Linked DNA regions of Mus musculus: region 2 is linked to region 1. Evidence: chromatin loops called from intact Hi-C (ENCODE). Cell type or tissue: heart. All regions are shown on one strand.

The links. Peaks named below come from ENCODE experiments on the same cell type or tissue, not always from the same donor. Only the 100,000 strongest peaks of a DNase experiment are listed, where the experiment ranks them.
Region 2: it touches region 1 in a loop (2.2-fold over the local background); 5 of 42 quality-filtered maps call a loop at or near these places.

What each region holds. Positions count from the first base shown.
Region 1 is chr11:75,569,402-75,577,401 of GRCm38, forward strand. Slc43a2 (solute carrier family 43, member 2) reads left to right here. Exons shown (of 14, transcript NM_001199283.1): 12 at 1,170-1,243; 13 at 2,356-2,479; 14 at 2,914-8,000. The coding sequence ends at 3,075. Among named protein-coding and RNA genes, the nearest start is that of Pitpna, 15 kb to the right of the region's middle. In heart, no CTCF peak of the experiment used is centred here; DNase peaks (open chromatin) are centred at 1,150, 2,010, 3,120, 4,140 and 1 weaker place; H3K4me3 peaks cover 1,024 bases; H3K27ac peaks cover 1,609 bases; H3K27me3 peaks cover 4,308 bases.
Region 2 is chr11:75,456,806-75,464,805 of GRCm38, forward strand. It overlaps Mir22hg (Mir22 host gene (non-protein coding)), which reads left to right and starts at 4,734. Exons shown (of 3, transcript NR_030711.1): 1 at 4,734-4,950; 2 at 6,888-7,052. It overlaps Mir22 (microRNA 22), which reads left to right and starts at 6,911; the gene lies at 6,911-7,005. In heart, a CTCF peak has its summit at 1,569 (motif pointing left); DNase peaks (open chromatin) are centred at 3,746, 4,696, 5,726, 6,316 and 5 weaker places; H3K4me3 peaks cover 4,331 bases; H3K27ac peaks cover 5,177 bases.

The DNA of each region.
Region 1 (8,000 bases):
GATCCTCACAGACCATCTTGTCTAATGGGTGGAAGATGTAATGGAAGACAGTCACTGCTCTTTGTTTAACGCACTTTTCATTGAAGGCCAGTTTTGAAAAGGCAGCAATGCATTTGAAGGAAGAGACAGGGCCTGTGTAAATCCACATCTGCATGGTCTTTCAAGAGTATCCCTGGCCCCTGCACTATCCATATTCCTGGAAGCAGTACCTCCACACAACACGCTTGCATGCGTGAAATAAATGAATGTAATTTTTAAAGAGAAAAGCTTATTCCAGCACCCGGGAGGCAGAGGCAGGAGGATCTCTGTGATTTCAAGGCCACAGAGGTCCACATAGCGAGTTCCAGGTCAGCCAGGACTAACCCTGTCTCAAAAAACAAAAGACCTTAAAATATATTTTTACCTACATGTGTAACTCTGTGTTGCAAAAGTGAGAAATTGTCTACAAAGGCCAGAAGAGGGCATCCGGTTCCCCAGACCGTAGTCAGCTGCCATGTTGATGTTGGGAATTAAAGGAGATCCTCTGGAAGAGCAGGCAGTGTTCTCAACTGCTGGGCCATCTCCCTAGCCTCAATTTACATTATTTTAATTATACAAATGAGGACCCGGAGAGATGGTCAGTGGATGCTCTTATGCAAGGACCTGAGTTCAGTTCCTAGCACCCACATGGTGACTCAGAACTGTCTGTAACTCTGGTTTTAAGGAATTTTCTGAACTCTGGCACAAAGGTACACACATGGTGCACTGATACACATAACTGAAATTAAAATATATGTATTTTTGTGGGTCTGTGGTTATCAGGGTGTGTTCTAATTTTTTTTTAATGATACAAAGTGTTTTATCAAGGGTTAGGCATGGTGGTGCATAACTTTAGTCCCAGTACTGTGGAGGTAGAGGCAAGCAGATCTTTGTGCATTTGAGACCAGCATTGTCTACATAGAGAGTTCTAGGGCAGCCAAGGATACACAGTGAGATCCTGTCTCAAAAAACAAAACCAAACAAACCAGATAAAAGAAAACAAAAGAGCGGTCTACACTAGAGAGCCAGTAACATCCAACTCCAAGTGGCTGCCATTGCTGTGCCCGGGTCTCCAGAGCCCGAGGGCAGGAACAGAGGTGGTCCTGAGGGTCTGCTGCTCACGCTCTGCTCTCGCTCCTTCCCTCCCCCAGATCTTCTCCTTCGTCCTGCACACAATTGTGCGAGGATTCATCCACTCTGCCGTAGGGGGCCTATACGCTGCCGTGTAAGTCCTGGAAGCTCTGGGTGGTGTGGCCTTAACCTGAGGGGACTACTGGTGGCCCTGAAACCCTGAAACTAGCCTATCCTGACCTGCTGGCATGTGTGATGTTGGATCAGGGGACATGAACTAGGGTTTCTGCTGTCTGTGTCATAACAGGCCGTCATCCATACCTGACAGCAGGTGAGTCAGTAGGCAGACAGTTGGGTGCCCACAAGCCTTGGCATTTCACACGAAGCCAGCCTCTCAGCTGGGGTCAGTGCCTTCGAGCCCCAGGCATTGCTGTTCGGCCAAGTCCTGGCACTGTCCCTGGCTGCTCACTGGGTCAGGGCTGGGTTCTGGATGCCTGAAGCGAAACACTGCAGTGTAAATAGCCCTCCACAGGGGCAGTGAATTGAGTAACCGGTCCCAGAAAGCCTCACCCAGGAGCCTCAGAGGGCCACTTGCCGGCCATAACCTCCTTGGACCCCAGCTAGTGAAACCTACATCTTTCCCAAGAAGCTCTACCCACCTGCTCCTCCCTCTATTGCCCAGGGCTTGGCCCACAAATTGAACCGAGTTCCATCATCCACCATCTGTGACTGTGAATATAGCCCCTCGTACCTCTCTGGCAGAGCCTGGTGTTCCCCGAGATTAAGGCCAGAGCTACTTCCCTCTTTAAGCCTCATCCTACAGGGTCATTCCAGGTCTGCCTGTCCCCCTCGTTGTACCCCCCTCCCGTTCCCCAAGCCTGGAGGAAGTTGTGGCTGCCCTGGCAGGGTATGAGGGAGTCGGGCAGGAGCTGTGATGCTGAGTTTCCGTGATTGTGCAACGCTCCTGGAGGGGGGGGGGGGGGGGAGACAGCAGAGCCAGGGTCAGCCTCCAACCCAAGCCACAGACTCTGCTGGCACCATGCTTTCCACCCTGCGCAGCCCCACACCCACAGGCTAAGGGCACATCTGAGTAAAGGAGAGGCTTGCTCCAGAGTCTGGAGCCTGAGGGGCCTGAGGCTGATACCGCCTCTCCCTGCAGGCACCAGTGGTGCAGCCCTGGTTACCAGTATACCTAAGCCAGGCCAGTGAGGGACTGGGGAAGCCTGTCACCCGTGCTGGCTGTGATGGGTCTCATTGCCCCAACAGGTACCCCTCCACACAGTTTGGTAGCCTCACTGGACTGCAGTCCCTGGTCAGTGCGCTCTTTGCTCTCCTGCAGCAGCCGCTGTATCTGGCCATGATGGGTCCTCTGGGAGGAGACCCTCTGTGGGTAAGAAGGGTCAGGGTGTCTCTCCATTCTGCTCCTGGGAAGGGGGCCCAAGGACAACAGGTAGTGTGGGAACGTTGGACAGTACCCAGTCAGGGGTCCCTGGTGGATGGTGACCGGGAAGGAGGAGAAAACTGGCCTCTCTGGATCCGATTCTGGGGTGAATTCCAGGCTTTCCATCCAAAGCATTCTCATCCAGGTGTCATGAGTTGTCCCAATCCCAGCCCATTCCCTGGAGGCCGCTGAGGAGCATTGGGGAAATGAGATGCTGGAATGTGGGTTGACAGCTGGGACCCCTTGAACCTCCTCTTTAGTTTTGAGTCTTTTCTGTGTGACGCCTTCCCTTCCCCAGACCTGCGTGTGCGGGTGGGCGGGCGGGAGGGTGCTGCCTTGCGTGCATGCAGCTCCCTCTCACAGCCAACTCCCCACCATCCCAGGTGAACGTGGGTCTGCTCGCCATGAGCATGCTGGGCTTCTGCCTGCCCCTTTACCTCATCTGCTACCGGCGCCAGCTGGAGAGGCAGCTGCAGCAGAAGAGGGAAGACAGCAAGCTGTTCCTTAAGATCAATGGCTCATCCAACCGGGAGGCTTTCGTGTAGTGCCCACCCACCGCCTCAGTTGTGGCCTCCTGCCTGTGCTTCAGTGACTGACTGCAGTCATCTCCCCACCCCAGAGGACCTCATGCTCTCCCTGGATCCTGCCCTTCACCACACTGGAGCCCATACTTCCTCAGAACCACCTGGCCCTGCCGTGGAGTGCTGGTGTGGAGGGACAGGAGAGGGCCTGGGACAAGTGAACCTCCCACTGCCAGAAGCTGGGCTGCCCTGGCCTAGCTGTCACCCCAGGGGCTCTGAAGTCTCCCGATCTCCATGGGGCTTGTACCTGGAGCCAAGGGGACCTTTTCAGCGAGCATTTCTTTCTTTTTATTTTTTCTTTCTCTTTCTCACTGATCGGATTCTGCCTCTTGCCAAAGCAGAGGGGCCTGCCATCCTCCAGCACACTACCTGTCCCTGAGCTGCACGCCCACCAACCACGCCCACCTGAGGACAAAGGCTTGCGCTGTCTGCACTCCCCTTGCTTGGCCCCTTACCTCCCCTGGCCAGTCTGGCTGCCTGAGGAAGGAAGGACCCGCTTCCTGTTGTTGGTGCTAACCCCTTTGTCATCCCAACACCCCCCTGCCCGTGGCTAGTCTCTGGCCCCTCTTTTCCTTGAAAGCCTGAGAAGAAGCCCCCCCTGTCTCAGGCTGGGGAAGGAGTGGAGGGCAGACTATTTACACAAAGCCTCAAGAGCCCTGGGCCAGGCTTCTTCCTCCGGAGCCAGAGCAGTGTCTCTCTGCTGGCACGCTTTGTTCCAGTCTGCAACCTGAAGGGAACTAAGGGGACACCACAAGGGCACCCTCCCATCCACCCACAGCTGTTTTTCTGGGGTGGAAATAAGGCTGTGACTAGACATGAGGAGCCAAGCCTAAATAGGGAAGAGGATTAGTGAGTAACCCGAGGGGTGTGTGTTTATGTGGTACGTGTGTGTGCATGTGTGTATATGGTAGGAGGCTAGCCCCAGGGGCTGCTTTTATCAGAGTGGACCAGACCAGAAGCCAGCCAGCCCTACAGCAGGCTCAAAATAGGAGTCAGCCTTGCTTTATGATGGGGACCTGTGTGTATCGGTGTGATCACAGTGCCCCCTGCTGGCAGACTCACATCAGGGGACTGGAACGGTTCATGTAGTAGAAGCCTAGCCGGCCTGCCTGGCTCACTAACCCACCTTGCCTTGACAACCCCTAGAAACCCTGCCTGAGACCTCTTGGGGTGCCAAGAGGGGTACATTGGTTTTTAAGTTTATGGTTTTCTCTTGTTTTATCATGATTCTTTTTATGAAGCAATAAATCCATTTCCCTGTTGGTAATGGATGCCCCTCCTCACGTATCAGCTAATTACTGTATGTGCCTATTTTATATTTGAGAGGAGAGACAGGGCAAAAGGGTCTGCCAGGAAGAAAAGAAAAAAGAAGCCAGACATAGTGGCACACATTTTAATCCCAGCATGGGAACCTGAAGCAGGCAGAGTTTGAGGCCAGTCTAGTCTACATGGAGAATTCTAGGGCTACATAGTCAAAATCTGTAGATGTTCTGCTAGTGACAAACCCAGCTACACCTGGGTGACATGTCCAGGAAGGGGCATGGGCAAAGGAAAGCCCTGTCTACCCTGTCCAGGGAAATGGGGCTGTGGAGAGGTGTGGGCTGCCCTCACTGCTGTCTGTTGCGACTAGACAGACCAATCCAGAGAGAGCCTTCATCTCCACTGTTGGCTGTTACCGTGTAAGCCCAAGGGTTGTTATATGGTGACTCCAGGAAAGTCCTAGGCTAACTAGCACCCAGGCTAACTGAGATGCCCTCAGTCTCAGTGCAGGCCCTGTTGTGAGAGTGGACTGCCAGGTCTTGACTCCAGTCTGTTCAAACAGTAATCACATAACCCCAACAGTGAGCTAGTGGAAGCCCTTTGAGGCTTCTCATGGCTCAGTGGTAGAGCTCACTCTTAACATGGCTAAGACCCTAGGTTCTGTTTCCCAAGAGAGCTATTGTGTATTTTCCAAACCATCTCTCAGAACACTTGTCTGTGAAAAGGTCTAGTGGGGTACGCTGAGTTAAAGTCAGACCTGCCACTTCACAGCAGGGATCCACAGCCCTTTCCCCATGTTCCTGAGCATTGGAGCTGGGGGTAGCACCAGGTGTAGTGTCAGGAGGACCTCTTTGAGTTCAAGCCCAGCCTCCTGTACATTTCGAGTTCCAGGCTAGCCGGGACTATTCAATGAGACCCTGTCCAAAAAAAAATCCAAAAACCTGTTTGCAAGGATGTGGAGAAAAATTGGAAGTTTTAGGCATTGCTGTCTGAGTGGTGGAGCTGAGAGCTGTGGAAACATGGCACAGTCCCGTAATGCCAGCACCAAAAGGCAAAGGGTGACATCTTTCAGCATGAGCTGCAACCCTGCTCACACACAAGGTTGTGACATGCTGAGTGGTGACAAATCATAGCCATGTGCGACATGGTGGCTACTTGGCTGAAATGTGGATTGGCTCCAGGCCTGGGTGTGGATGTAGCTCAGTTGGTAGCATGTTTGCCTAGCTTACCCAAAGCCCTGGGTTTGAATAAACCTGGCATGGTAGTGCAGCACTTGGAAGGTGGTGACATCAGGATCAAAAGTCCCTCTTGGTCAGATAGTGAGTTTGATGCCAACCTGGAATCCAAGAACTCTCATCTTCGGAAAAAAGAATGACAAAATCAGATGGCAGACCACTGGTCTCACCTATGTCTCGATTTGATTCTGGTGCTGCCCAGAGGTTAAGATGCCCCTGTGAGGAAGAGAAGAGGTTGAGGGAATGTCCCTTCCTGCTAGGGATATAGCCTGCAGACACAACCTGTGCAGTTCCCAGCAACACTGAGGGGCCCACACTTTTGATCGTGATGCTGTAAGGGTATATATCCTAGGATTGAGACACTAGAAAACTAAATGTGGGATGGAAAAGAGCCAACGGTACTGGAAGATGAGAGACGTCCACTGGTAGCAGAGAACAGGTGTGGCAAGCCAGATGAGCTCTCCCTAATCAAGGGCCATCCTGCGCTGACTTGGCAGACATGTCAGTGTCTTTGAATCACGGTGACAGCCTAGAGTGGTATAGATGCTTGGAGAAGCAACCCCAGAGGACTCTCCTGTGGGTCTCAAGTCACTAACACAGCCGAGGCTGTCTCAGCTAGAACCCCCCCCCCCCCCATTGGAAGCAAAGAGCCCAAAGGGTGCAAGCTCAGAATGGTTTCCATATCTTGGAGCCAATGCTTTCTCAGGTTTGAGGCAAGCTATTTGCACAAGAGTCACGTGAGCTCTGGAGGCTGATGGGTCCTTGCAGGAATAATTTCCCTGATCTCTTCAACCTCAAGAAGAGTTACCCCAAGATAGGCACAGAAGCACAGGCTAGACACAGGCTAGAGGCACCGATGGAAGGAACAGGAAGCGATGCCAGCCTTGTGGTTTTACCCGTCAAGGACAGTCTCACCAGAAGCCCCTCCTTTGTGGTCTTGGCGTTCATCAAGGATGGATTCCCCTGGGACTCTACCCTTACGACTCTGCCGGGACCTATTCACAGCTGGCTCCAACCTTCATTAAAGCCAAGGTACAGGCCCTCGGGACCACCTCCTGTGCTCTGTCCCCTACACCCACATCCAGAAGTTCTGATCAAAACTTGTACATAGCCAGCCAGTGGTGCTGGTGCACACCTTTAACCCCAGCTCTCCCCTGCTCAAAGCTCAGCGCTTGTCTCCACAGAGCCCAGCCACAGGGGCTGTTATAGCCTCAACACTGTTCCCTAGGAAGGGCAGTAAGGTAGTTGTGGGTTTTATGGCAGTGACAGTGCCTTATCTGTGAAGCTACTAGGCACAACCTAAAATTGAGTAATATACATATATATATATATATATATATATATATATATAGAGAGAGAGAGAGAGAGAGAGAGAGAGAGAGAGTGTATTGACTCAGCTGTGTGGAAAGAGCACCCAAGGGTTACAGGAGGGCTGGCTTCTCCTCGGGCTGTAGCTCTTCCCTGGATTGAGGGTCAAGATGAGGCTGTGTCCCCATGCTCTAACCTGCCTTGGGCCCTAGAGTGTGGACAGAGCCTCCTGAGCTGAGGAGAGTCCGTGTCCTCTATGAGGAAGGTATCATGGCTCTGTCAGCACAGCCACCAACTATGCCCCTTGGTCCCTGCAGTGAGTCATTCTTCCATGGATAGATCCAAGACAGGACCACAGGTCACTTCCTAACCTTGACTGTTCTCTGAGGGGAGGCATGTGGGTTAGCAGCCACTCCACATTCTCAGGGAAAGCTCCTGCCATTTCCTCACGTGAAATGGAGGCTTCTGTGCTCTCACGAGGTGGCTAAGGGGACCTGTAGGTAAATCGCAAGAACAGCAGTGTGTGTAGCTCACAGCAGAAACTTAACACCAGGACCCTGGAGAAAGGCAGACAGCACGGGAGCCAGGCACCCCCCCCCCCTCCTATGACAGGACCCTGACACAAGGGGACTGACCATGTCAGACTGGTGGCCAGATAAAGATGGTACTGACCTCAGTCTCTTCAGAAGTCGTCTTACAGAGAAGCCTTAAGTTCCCCCCTTGCCTACTTTTCTATTTTGTCCTTCACGTTTTTGGTAAGAGGCTTGGCCAAAGAGTCTTGATGTCAAAAGTCCCAGCAGCCCGTACCGCCTTTTTGAATGACTACTTGGCCAGGCTGTGTGTGTGTGTGTGTGTGTGTGTGTGTGTGTGTGTGTGTGTGTGAGAGAGAGAGAGAGAGAGAGAGAGAGAGAGAGAGAGAGGTGTGTTGGAGAGAGGTGTGTTCTGGTGTGTCTGTTGAGAGAGATGTATAAGTGTGCCTATGTGCTGTAATACTGGGAGGCAAAGGAAAGGGCCATGGCGTCCCTTTCTGTTACCAGGAGCATCTAGGCAGGTCAGAATGCAGGCCACATGGAAGACCCAGACCAA
Region 2 (8,000 bases), 110 kb before region 1:
AAGCTCTTTTACCTGGTGGACTATTTCACCAACTCGAGTTCAGGGAATCTTTGGAGGTTAGTATTGCAAGCATGTGCCATCATATCCAGCTTGACACTGTGGATTTACAAAGCTATTGCTAAAGCTGTCATGGTGGCTCAAGCCTGTAACCCCAGCAGGAGGCAGAAGCAAGTTCAAGGCCAGCCTGATTTACACATTTCCAGTTCTAGGACAGCCAAGACTACATCATACCATGTCACAAAACGTCAAAGCAAAACAGTTAGGGGCTCTTTTCACACCTATTTAGAATGAGGAAGCTAACCAACCACCTTTGGTAAACTTGTTAAAGATCTCATAAGAAACTTGAATGCCATACAGCAGTGGAACATGCCTTTAGCCCAACACTCTGGAGGCAAAGGCACACAGATCTCTGGGCTTCAAGGTCAGCCTGGTGTACAGAGCTAGTTCCAGGACAGCCAAGGCTACACAGAGAAACTTGTCTCAGAAAAACAAAGAAGATGGAGGAGGAACGTGAGGAGGAGGAGGAGGAGGAGGAGGAGGAGGAGGAGGAGGAGGAGGAGAAGAAGAAGAAGAAGAAGAAGAAGAAGAAGAAGAAGACAACAACGACGACAACACCGCCGCCGCTGCCTCCACTGCCATCCACCTGAGACAGGACTCAAATCCAGACCAATTTTTAAAACCAGTGTTTCAAGCCGGTACACTGAAGTAGTAGTCCCACTTGGGATTATAGCTCCTTACTTTGTTTTGCTTTGACGTTTTGTGACATGGTGTGATGTAGTCTTGGCTGTCCTAGAACTCAATGTGTAAATTAGGCTGGCCTTGAACTTGCTTCTGCCTCCTGCTGGGATGATAGACTGATGGTGTAAAACTCCACTTAGGAGGCAGAGGTGGGAGGATCAGAAATTCAAAGTCATCCTTGGCTATGTTGTGAGTTTGAGGACCAACCTTGGCTACATGATATCCTATCTCAAAAAGAAATAAATGTATTGCCGGGCATGGTGGCACACGCCTTTAATCCCAGCACTTGGGAGGCAGAGGCAGGCAGATTTTCTGAGTTCGAAGCCAGCCTGGTCTACAGAGTGAGTTCCAGGACAGCCAGGGCTACACAGAGAAACCCTGTCTCCAAAAACAAAAAACAAACAAAAAAGTGAACCCCAACAGTACTGCCGGACAGTCTGGTGTCTTTCCTAAGTCTCCTTTCAACTCTGTTTACCCAGGTGTACCCACAAGGTGTGTGAGCAGCTCTATACCCAGAGGTGATACGGTTGTTTGAATGAGAGAAAAGTTTCCCATCAGCTCGGGTGTGTGAATACTCGGTCCCCAGTTGGCAGTATTGGCTGGAGAGGTGATGGGGAGGTGTAGCCTTCCGGTGGAGATGGGCTTTGGGAGTTTAAAGCTTCCTCCACGAAGACCACTGGGCTGATCTTGTTACCAACAGAATTGGATTGGCCTGCTCTTGGCTCCGGCCTCAGTTTATCTAAAATTTACATGTTACCTGATCAAAAACTGTTTCCTCCCCCACCCCTCTCCCTGTCTGTATTCCCTGCCCTCTAGTGGTGCTGGCTGTATACTACACTGGTGATCTTGACTGTATTTCAGTTTACCTCTTGTTCTCTCTCTGCTGACTCTAGAGATGTCCTTTCATGGCTGGGACCTGGCTCAGAAATTTCTAAGGCACTGAGCCTTCCTCCATCTGAACTTTAGGAAACTTCTTGGCTTAAAGGTGTATTTCTGACTTAGTATGCAATGAGACCTTGGAGCCTGCACTTTGTTAAGCACCCTGGGTGGTGGTGGTGGTGGTGGTGGTGGTGGTGGCAGTAGTAGAACTCTGATGAACAGTTAGTTATTCAAGGCCCATCTAGAAAAAGAAAGGCTTTGGGTGCACATGGCTATAACTCAGTGGCGAGAGACGTGCTTCCCATGAATAATAATGATGACGATGAAAATAATTCTCTGTGACTGTTCTCCCCACTTCCCTCTCTCTCACCCTAGCTCTTATCTACCGAATCCCTGCACAAGCACCCATGGGGTTTACAGAATCTGGGGCGGAACGTTAGTCACTTCCCTTCGCCTACTTCAGTATTGTGTTTCCAGAAGTACCCATTTTGGCTAGTCACTGAGGAAAACGGCAGCTGCCTGTGGGCCACCAGCCCATGCCAAGTGAGGTCAGCAAGAAAGAAGCTGACAGCAAATGTGCCAACTGTGGGTCTGCTGGATTTCTACTGTGCTAAGTGGTTTCAAGAAGTTTCTTCTTAACCCCCTACAAGAAACCACAAATTTTATTATCTACACTGTTTTGTAGATGAAGAAAACACCATTCCGAAGCTCACTGCCAGTCAGCACTGGAACTGGAATTTGTTTGGCTAATTCAGTGGTTCTCAACCAGGGTGGATTTGGACTCCCCAGGGGATATTTGGGGACACTTCTGGTCGTCATAATTGGGATCATGTGCTACTGGCACCTAGGGTAGAGGCCAGGGTGGTACTGACCTTCCTACTATGAACAGGGCAGCCATGTACATAAATTCTCTCGATCAAAACATCAACAGTGCTAAGGTTGAGAAATCTCAGGCTGAAACCCTGTCATTTGGCCTTGAGGTGGGTGGGAGGAGGTTAGAGAGTGGAATAAAATCAGAAGGGCCACCACAGAGGCCTCGAGTGAGGAGGGAACAGGGCTCCTATGCTAGGGATAATGGAGAATAGGGCAGCTTGTTGAAACTTTTCTTTCTTCCAAGCTTGGCTAGAGCCCTGCTCAATTTCCCCCAACTCTGCCAAGTCAGTCCCGGGACTTCGCACTAAGTTTGTCCTGGAGTGACCCTGACTCCAGCTTGGAGCTGGGGCAACACATTTACCTGGGTCTTCCCAGGAGTGGGTTAAAAGTCAAAGATAAGTGGCATCTGAGAAGTTAAAAGTGGGGTGAGTGGGTAAAGGCAGGAGGACCCCATCAATCAGCTGACCTAGGAAGGAAGAGAGCAACTGAAGCAGCAAAGAGCTGGTCCAGGAGACTGGATTCTGACCCACTAGGCTTATCTTCCACAGCCTTTCTTGTTTAGGCTTGGGCTCAGTTTCCCTGCATCATCCGCAGGAGCCCCTGGAGCACCCACATTCAGCCGGCCGCCAGGACAGGCTCCCCAGCAGTGGCCTCCCCACTAACTGACAGTGGTGACAGGAAATATCTCCCATTCCAATCTCCTCAGAAGTCTGAATAAGTAAGGGACAGATGTTGGGGAGAGGCGTCACTCTTGGGTTGATGAAGAAAAGATCATGAGAAGCATACATTTTACCCGCTATGGTTGGGGTTCCATTACCACCCATGGCGGGGTTGAGGGGGAAGGGCAGAAAAAAGGAGATGGAGAAGGACAGACACGTAAGAAGGAGGATGTGGTTAGGGCTGATTCGTCCCCTGGGGTCGAACAATCAGCTGTTACTGGGGCGGAAGGCAGGAAGTCTCCTTAAAGACACAATATTCTGAACGTTGAACTCAGGATTTGAAGCAAGCCCAGCAGTCACCTTAGTGGAGCCCATACTTAATTTAACACAGAAGCGGCTATCTCAGGCTTCCCTCTCATTTCTTTGTCTCAGATGCTCTCACTTAGAAAGCTTAGATGCTCTTAGAAATGACTCAAAAGTCAAGAACCCCAGGCCACAAGTTTCTCTTTGGGGGTGGGGAGGGAGTGAAGAGGTGGTCCCAGTCTTGTCCCTTTAAATAAGCAATTCAGCAGCTTTTGCCAAGTCATTGGGTTCATTTCGGTTTTTGCCCATCCCCCGCCTTTCAGACTCTGATTGGCCCCTAGGGAAGGAGCCGCCTCTTCATTGGTCTCCACCTTTGAAATCACTTCCCTAAGTAGGCCTGAGTCAGAGAAGCGTTTCGGAGGGCGGGACTGAATGGGTGTTAATCTTAGAACCGGGTTTCTGGTTGATACTACTTTGGTAAAGATCTTCCCCTAATTTTTAAAAAGACGCTTCCTCTCTAAAAGTGAGGGCGAATCCTTTGTTAAGAACGTGCCCCTTGAGAAGCCGTGGGCTCTTCAGCGACTAAGACGAGACATTCACTAGAAAAGATTTCACTAAACCCACGAGGGATAGACTAGACCTCCAGTGAAGATTGGGCCTGTGCGGGTGACATTTGTCCCTATACCCCGAAGACCTCGAGCTAGCTCTCCAGTGAAGACTGGGGCCGTGCGAGTGACAGTGGTCCCTATACCCCGAAAAAAAAAAAGTCCTATTTGTGGAAAAAAAAAAAGACTTCGGGTGTTCTGCTGCATCGGTGGCTGGCTTCCATCTTTAGTTCTACTCACTCCTGTTGCTTCGCGTGCTCCACCTTCGCTTAGCTCAGGCCTCCTGTGAATCAGTTTTGAGGCTAAAAGAAGTTCCAAGAAGGAGGGGCTGTAGCCCTTTAAGGACTTCCCCGCGACCGAGTCAGAGATCAGTTTAAAAATGCCAACTCACAGAGCGCGCTGCATTCTGGGAAGCTGAGTGTCACCGTAAGAACTTCATTGACCGGAATGCACTGCAAAAATACACGCCTATACTTCCTTCTGCTCTTTAAACTGTAGTTTGACGTAAAGCTGGTCTAAGCAAGTCGCCTAGGCCGAGGGTTAGCCACACCTTTTCAGCCATTGGCCAGTTGGTTAGTTGGTAGGCGTGGCTTAGAGAAGCTCCTCCAGGCAAGGGGGTGGCCTCCTTGCCAATCAGAGCCCAGACGCCTGAATGGGCGGGAGTAAGCAGAGGTGCTGGCGCCCCCGAGTGGGTGTGGTCACGTTGCCCAGCAATGGGCGGTGATTGGCCCTGGGTGGTTCATTCGCAGCTCGTGCGTCACGACGCCGCCAGCTGATCGGAGACTGGAGCCGGTGTGTGCTGGGCGCTGGGAAGAGACAGAGCGGTCGGCCGTGCGGACAGGTCGCAGTGATTTTGCTCCTCTGTCCACAGCAACCCCCGCACCCAGCATCAGGTGGGTGTGATCTGGGGACCCGGTCATCCCGGGGGGAACCGCGGTAACCGGGTGATGGGGAAAGTAGGGTCCTGACGGCCACACCCTGCCCTTCTGGGGGAGGGGAGAGGGGGCGGCGGGGACAGGGGCGCTCTTGGGAGAGGAGCCTGGACTCTCCCGAGTAGTGTGTCTGGACGTTTAAAGAGAGAGTCCCGGACAGGAGTCGTGGCAGAAGGTTTGGAGAAGTAACTGGGGAGGAATATGAGAGGCCAGAGGGCCGGGGGCGTCTAACCCCGACGCCCTTTGGTTTGAGGATGCCCGAGCTGACCATTTAGCCTAGGGAGGATCTGGACGAGCGAGGGGTGCGGAGGTGCATTGCCTCTACCGGCGCTGACTGGGTCAGGGCCAGTTCAAGTCCCTGGCAGGGAAGGGGTCGCTGGGCGGTCCGGCCCCTCCTCTCGTTCCCTCCCGGGGATGTTATGTAAGGGGGGAGGGGAAAGGAGTAGGGGGCGGCGGTGCGGAGGCCTTATGCAACCCAAAGGTTAGGGTTTCACCGCGGGTTGGGCGGAGGTTGGGGGGGCGGACAGGAGGAGTGCCTGGAAACTCTACCCGCACCCCCCCTCCCAGCCTAACTGGCTGTCTTGGACAGAGAGAAGGTCACCTTTGCACCTCCCCCCTAGTATGTCCGGTAGAGAGGCCCCTAGCCCGGGCTTGGCCTGACTGCCTGGGAAGCCGGCTGGCTGGGTGGGGCGCCTGGGTTAGTCATCGCTGGGCTCCCTCTCTCCCCACCTCCTGGCCAACTCTTGGCCCCTCCCCACGGCCTCCGGTTAGGCTAACGTTCCCACCTCCCTCTGGCCCTAGTTTCAGTCTCCAACTCATTTGGCCTGTCACCCTGGCTGTTAGAGTAGGCTAGAAGCTGTCATGGTGCCAGAGAGTTGATGGAGCAGCTGGTCAGAGGGTCAGTGCCCTGGGCCCACCCCGCCCCGCAGCCAAGGGCACCTGCTTGGCACAAACTCTCAGCAGCCAGTGAACCCTGTGGCCTGAACAGAGCTATCCTGGGCAGAGAGAAGTGGACAGAGACTGATCACCTAGGAGAAGGAAGATCCGACAAAGTTTATACTTCCCAAGAGGCTTTTGGAATTTGAAAGTTGCCCACCCTAGTGTAATCTTTCCACTCTCTGAAAATAGAAATCCCAAGGCAAAGTCTCCTTGGCCCTTCTATCTGGCAGTGGCCATGTCCTTGGACTGACTGTGCAGAACCACCCTCTCGGGCTCCCAGCCCTCTAGCCTGCCACGCCCCCAGCCCCCTCCCTGAGCCATGCTGTAGGGCCCCGGCTTTTACTGCTGATTCATGCGTTGGAACTGTGGGGGCGGGGCTTGGAACTTGGAACAAAGTTCAGACGTGGAGGGGCCGGCAGACAGCCTGGAATTCATACCAGATGTACCCGGAATGTGCAAGCGGAATGCCTGGCATCTCTAGTCCTGAGGAAGCTGCCCAGCCACCCTACCCATACCTCCCTCCCCTCCTGCCTTTGGTCAGCTGTCCTCCCTCAGACTCCTGAGAGCCCCTGCTGACCTTCCAACTCTAGTGCCCCTCCCATTTCTAACCCTACACAAACCCTCCTTGCTGCTGAATTCCCTAAGAACAAGTCATTTGAGTTGATCACAGAGCTCATATTTCTGAAGTACATTTTTTTTTTTAACTTGGGACTTGGGTTCTACACCCTGCCCTTTGAATGCCGAAGATGCTGGGCTCCTTAGCAGGTTGCCAAGAGTTGCCAGCTCCTAGTCTGTAAAGGGGCACAAAGCAAGTGCATTTAGAAGCCTCTTGCTTCTTATTCAAGAACCCCTCATTAGAAGGTACTGAAAGTCAGCTAGAGCCAGGTTTGGATGGCCTCTGGGTCGCTGGCCCTGTCACCCAGCTTTCCTGTTTTTTTTTTTCCTCCCCTTCCTTTTAGGAACCTGTGCCTCCCACACCCTCACCTGGCTGAGCCGCAGTAGTTCTTCAGTGGCAAGCTTTATGTCCTGACCCAGCTAAAGCTGCCAGTTGAAGAACTGTTGCCCTCTGCCCCTGGCTTCGTGGAGGAAGAGGAGAAGCAGCAGCTTTGCCTATCATCCGGAAGGTGACAGAACTGGGGTGGGAAGGTCTGGACAGCTGGGGTGATGGCTTTATGGGAGGGAAACCCTGGTCCTCTGGGGAGCCCTTACCCCCACTGGCCCAGTGAAAGATTTAGGTTAAAGGCACTGTCTATAAATTGGGGAATAGGTGACTCCACCTCCCCAAGATTAGTTGATGTCTGTGTGGCAGTGGGAAGAAATAGAAGGAAAAGTCTGTCTGTTTACTGAGACTTCCTTGTAGGCCTGCCTTTCTTATCTTCATCATCACCATGCCAACACACACACACACACACACACACACACACACACATACACACACATACACACACACACACACACACACACTTTCCTTTCCATGAGGTCCAAAAGTAAATGTACTCAGGAAGGGGGACATTGAAACTCCGTTCTAAGTAGTCATTTGTGTATTTACTTTTTTTGTTTATTTGTTTGTTTGTCTTTCGAGACAGGGTTTCTCTGTATAGCCCTGGCTGTCCTGGAACTCACTTTGTAGACTAGGCTGGCCTCGAACTCAGAAATCTGCCTGCCTCTGCCTCCCAAGTGCTGGGATTAAAGGCGTGTGCCACCACCGCCCGGCTGTATTTACATTTCTTTATTTATTTTTAGTCTGGCCCAGATTTTGGGTTTAGGGGTACTTACCCTTACACCTGTGGATTTTTCCACCTGTATAATGGGGAATCCCATAGATAAGTAGGCAGGAGGGCATTAAAAGTCCACCAGTGGTGACTCAGAGCCTGGGCTCTTCTCTTCTCGTGGATGGAAACGAAACAGCTCTTCACATGAACTGTTGTCCTTCCCCCACCCCCTGACTACTCACCCAGCTCAGGGGGATTAGGATGGAAGGAAAGGCTATGGTTAAGTCCCAGGCAAGCTCGTGGGAGGCTAGTCCTCTACTGGCTTCTCACCATGCATGGGTGGTCCAAGGCTTTCCCTCC